Regions from separate parts of the Homo sapiens genome. Here region 1 is linked to region 2. The links are chromatin loops, found by intact Hi-C in ENCODE. Cell type or tissue: A673. All regions are shown on one strand.

Region 1 (2,500 bases), 170 kb after region 2:
ACCACCATGCCCAGCTAATATTTTTTTTTAATTTGTGTTTTGGAGAGATGGGTCTCACTATGTTGTCCAGGCTGGTCTCGAACTCTTGGGCTCAAATGATCCTCCTGCCTCAGCCTCCCATAGTGCTAGGATTACAGGCATGAGCCACTGCTCCTGAGTGTAAATGGTATTTTTTGTCTTGCCTAACCTAAACTGACTCCATCATGAGCACCGATGACACAGGAGTTAAGATGAAATTACTTAGACAGATAGTAAGAAAGGGTACTGGAGTCCTCAGTAAGGCTTTTCTTTTTAATGAAAAGCAGCCCCAAATCATTTTCTAACAAAGAGCACCCTGTAAAGTTGAGCTGCATAGACAAGCAAGCTGGGAGCTTGCACGAGTGAATGCCAGCAGGAACTAGGGACTAGCCATGTTCAAGGTGGTGGCTCCATCTTCCCTTCTCTGCCAGCCACATGTACAGTAAGGAGCAGACAAGATGGTGCCAGCCAAGGATAATTCATTTGCATAATAAGATTAGAGTGGGGCAGCCAGCCTTCCCCACACATTATGTAAATGACACACCTGATCACACCAATCTGTGGGCCCTACGTACATCAAACACTATCTCCTCCATCCTGCCTATACAATCTGCTGTGGTCCACCACCTTCCCCCAACCCCACTTTTTAAAAAATTATACTTTAGGTTCTGGGATACATGTGCACAACATGCAGGTTTGTTACATAGGCATACATGTGCTATGGTGGTTTGCTGCACCCATCAACCTGTCATCTACATTAGGTATTTCTCCTAATGCCATCCCTCCCCTAGACCCCCACCCCGACAGGCCCTGGTGCATGATGTTTCCCTCCCTGTGTCCATGCATTCTCAATGTTCAACTCCCACTTATGAGTGAGAATATGTGGTGTTTGGTTTTCTGTTCCTGTGTTAGTCTGCTGAGAATGATGGTTTCCAGCTTCATTCATGTCCCTGCAAAAGACATGAATTCATCCTTTTCTATGGCTGCATAGTATTCTATGGTGTATATGTGCCACATTTTCTTTATACAGTCTATCACTGATGGGCATTTGGGTTGGTTCCAAGTCTTTGCTATTGTAAATAGTGCTGCAATAAACAAATGTGTGCATGTGTCTTTATAGTAGAATGACTTATAATCCTTTGGGTATATAACCAATAATGGGATTGCTGGGTCAAATGGTATTTCTGATTCTAGATCCTTGAGGAATTGCCACACTGTCTTTCACAATGATTGAACTAATTTACACTCCCACCAACAGTGTAAAAGCGTTCCCATTACTCCACATCCTCTCCAGCATCTGTTGTTTCTTGACTTTGTAATGGTCGCCACTCTAACTGGTGTGAGATGGTATCTCATTGTGGTTTTGATTTGCATTTCTCTGATGACCAGTGATAATGGAAATTTTTTCGTATTTGTTGGCTGCATAAATGTCTTCTTTTGAGAAGTGTCTGTTCATATCCTTCGCCCACTTTTTGATAGGGTTGTTTTTTTCTTGTAAATTTGTTTAAGTTCCTTGTAGATTCTGGATATTAGCCCTTTGTCAGACGGGAAAGATTGCAAAAATTTTCTCCCATTCTGTAGGTTGCCTGTTCACTCTGATGATAGTTTCTTTGCTGTGCAGAAGCTCTTTAGTTTACTTAGATCCCATTTGTCAATTTTGGCTTTTGTTGCCATTGCTTTTGTTGTTTTAGTCATGAAGTCTTTGCCCACGCCTATGCCCTGAATGGTATTGCTTGGGTTTTCTTCTAGGGTTTTTATGGTTTTAGGTCTTATGTTTAAGTCTTTAGTCCAGCTTGAGTTAATTTTTGTATAAGGTTTAAGGAAGGGGTCCAGTTTCAGCTTTCTGCATAGGGCTAGCCAGTTTTCCCAACACCATTTTTTTTTTTTTTTGAGATGGAGTCTTGCTCTGTCACCAGGCTGGAGTGCAGTGGCGCATCTCAGCTCACTACAACCTCTGCCTCCCAGGTTCAAGCAATTCTCCTGCCCCAGCCTTCCGAATAGCTGGGACTACAGGTGTGCACCACCATGCCCAGCTAATTTTTGTATATTTGGTAGAGACGGGGTTTCACCATGTTGGCCAGGATGGTCTTGATCTCTTGACCTCGTGATCTGCCTGCCTTGGCCTCCTAAAGTGTTGGGATTACAGGCGTGAGCCACCACGCCTGGCCAACATCATTTATTAAGTAGGAAATCCTTTCCCCATTGCTTTTGTCAGGTTTGTCAAAGATCAGATGGTTGTAGATGTGTGGTATTATTTCTGAAGCTTCTGTTCTGTTTCATTGGTCTATGTATCTGTTTTGGTACCAGTACCATCCTGTCTTGGTTATTGTAGCCTTGTAGTATAGTTTGAAGTCAGGTAGTGTGATGCCTCTAGCTTTGTTCTTTTTGCTTAGAATTGTCTTGGCTATCTGGGCTCTTTTTTTGTTCCATATGAAATTTAAAGTAGTTTTTTTTCCCAATTCTGTGAAGAAAGTCACTGGTA
Region 2 (2,500 bases):
CATCCACTCCCTGTACAACCACCCCAGCCACCTTGGAACCCCTCACCTTCCCTTGATCCAGCAACCAAAGGGTTAATACCTGCTCCTTAGGGTAGTGGGGAGAAGACTGTGCTTCAGGGCCTTTTTAGGAGCTCTGGCTCATGGATCATTCCAATGCACTGACACCCAGGCCCTACTGGTTTCTAAGTACTTGAATTATCACCTCTGTTTCTAGCCAGCTCTCTTCATTTACCTTTTCTTTAGCTACCATCTCGTTTGTGGGAGAGCAGCAAACTTGAAATCACGCTCCCCTTGGGAGGCCCCTGGACTAGAGCCGCCTGTCCTAGGAAGTGTCTTGTCTACTTAATTTCCCTCCTTTGCTCCAGCTGCCATGAGGCCACTTTTCCTTGTAAAGTTTGTAACATGAACCAAAAGGATACAACTGAAGTCCCAGCCTACAGGGTAGCTTTGTTTATTTTGAAGATTTCAGAACCACGAAAGAAGGGATTTTAACAGTGTGGTTTCCTGTGGGTGGGCCTGATCTAAACACTGATCTTTTCCCAAGGGCACAGACTTGGAAGGAGCTCACAGAGCTGCTCCTGGACCCGGCCCATGCACACACAAAACTGAGCAAGTTTGGCCCCTGTTTCTCTCCAGTGGTGCCCCAGCCTGTGAACCACTCCTTCTCTAGGGTGTTGAGTTATTGTAAAAAGGTCCATGAATCCATATGCACCCCAAGCACTTTCTTTATTCATCTCACTGGTATTTACAGGGTACTGCAGCGTCCCCGTCCTTGCTGATTTTCAAATGTAATTCAATACCGTGTGATTAAAATAAAACTTAATCCAAATCTTATTGAACTCAGGTGCTTTTTATCACATATTTTAAAAATCAACAGATACTAAAAGTACAACTACTATCATGTGGGAATGGTATAAAATTTGACATTAACAAGAGGTCCTCTCCTAGAAAAGTTGGACAGCGTTGTGGCTCATTATGGAGGTGAGAAGAAGGTACATAATTTAATGACTAGTATAAGGGTAAAGAGACATCAGAACATCAATCCACCACTCTTCTGCCTGGGAGGTCATTATTCCAGTCAGTGGGGTGTTCCTGGTTCTGCATAACTGCAAAGTAAAGAGGAATATTAGGGTAATTCTGGAATCTGAAACCTCAGGGAAGTGTGCTTACATCTAAATAGGACTTTTACAAGCAAGATCAGTCATGGCTGATGGTATGTCACCCCCTCTGGAAGCACAGAGATCTGAAGAGGGCTGGAGGCCAGTGCAATTAGATTTGCATCTTCTCTTGCCTCCCTCCTCAGCCCTCTGCCCTCCTGTTCTTCCTCCTCTGGCTGGTCTTCAGAAAAGTGTTGGCAGGTAGCTTCCAGCTGGGATAGCTGCCAGGTTTCTAGATGGAGGAGCTATGCTGCAGCTGTGTTGGCAGGGAAAGAAATGGAGGAGCCAGGGTAAATGAATTAAGTCCTGATTCTCCATGGTTAAGCTATAGGACATTTCTAACACAAGGGGGCAGCTGCTGGCTGCATCACATCAGCTGATAGAAGTATAGTGTTGCAAACAGAACGAAATATAACAGTGACCAAAATAAAGAGAATCACCATGCTACAGCAATGTAGGGAGGGGTAACCTCCTTTTAAACAAAACCCCAATGCAATTTTTTTTTTAATCCACTATTTTTTATTATTTGCTGAGGATGTTGTAATACACCTTCAATCAAGCTGCACTATTTTGAGTAGCCATCTTATAATCGTTCTCATCTAACCCCAAATTGGCAGTATTCTAGGGAGTAGCCAGTTTCTAAGGGCAATATGTCAGGTCTCTATAGAATGAAATAAATGGAGAATTGGCAAAGTGAAGGTGACAAGGGGAATGTAGTCATCTGTGTCTCAGATCCAAAACACATTACTCTTTCCTCAAGAAATGGGATAAGTCATGGCTAAGCAACATAGTGGTGGAGGCATGCAAGGGCCAGCTCTCCAACAGAGCCTCCTCCAAATGTTTAAGACTCCTCAAGAGTTCACTTCTGATTTATCGAACTGATGAAAATATTAAGAATCTTTAAAATTGCTTTTGCTTCAGTACCATTGCAGTAGGCAGAATAGTGCCCTCCTCCCCAAAACGTCTATGTCCTGCTCCCTGGCACTTGTGCACAGGTTACTGCACATGGCAAAAGACTTTGCAGATGTGATTTTTTTTTTTTTTTTTGAGACGGAGTCTCACTCTTGTCACCCAGGCTGCAGTGCAATGGCGTGATCTCAGCTCACGGTAACCACTGCCTCCCGGGTTCAAGCGATTCTCCTGCCTCAGCCTCCTGAGTAGCTGGGATTACAGGTGCCTGCCACCACACCTGGCTAACTTTTTGTATTTTTAGTAGAGACGGGGTTTCACCATGTTGGCCAGGCTCCAGGCTAGTCTCTAACTCCTGACCTCAGGTGATCCACCCGCCTCGGTCTCCCAAAGTGCTGGGATTATAGGTGTGAGCCACCATGCTCGGCTGTGAT

What was found. Peaks named below come from ENCODE experiments on the same cell type or tissue, not always from the same donor. Only the 100,000 strongest peaks of a DNase experiment are listed, where the experiment ranks them.
Region 1: it touches region 2 in a loop (1.9-fold over the local background); 7 of 110 quality-filtered maps call a loop at or near these places.

The regions. Positions count from the first base shown.
Region 1 is chr14:56,253,805-56,256,304 of GRCh38, reverse strand. All of the region lies in intron 2 of PELI2 (pellino E3 ubiquitin protein ligase family member 2), which reads right to left. Among named protein-coding and RNA genes, the nearest start is that of LINC02284, 56 kb to the left of the region's middle. In A673, no CTCF peak of the experiment used is centred here; no DNase peak of the experiment used is centred here.
Region 2 is chr14:56,421,794-56,424,293 of GRCh38, reverse strand. All of the region lies in intron 6 of LINC02284 (long intergenic non-protein coding RNA 2284), which reads right to left. Among named protein-coding and RNA genes, the nearest start is that of LINC02284, 110 kb to the right of the region's middle. In A673, a CTCF peak has its summit at 1,492 (motif pointing right); DNase peaks (open chromatin) are centred at 443 and 1,483; H3K27ac peaks cover 1,481 bases.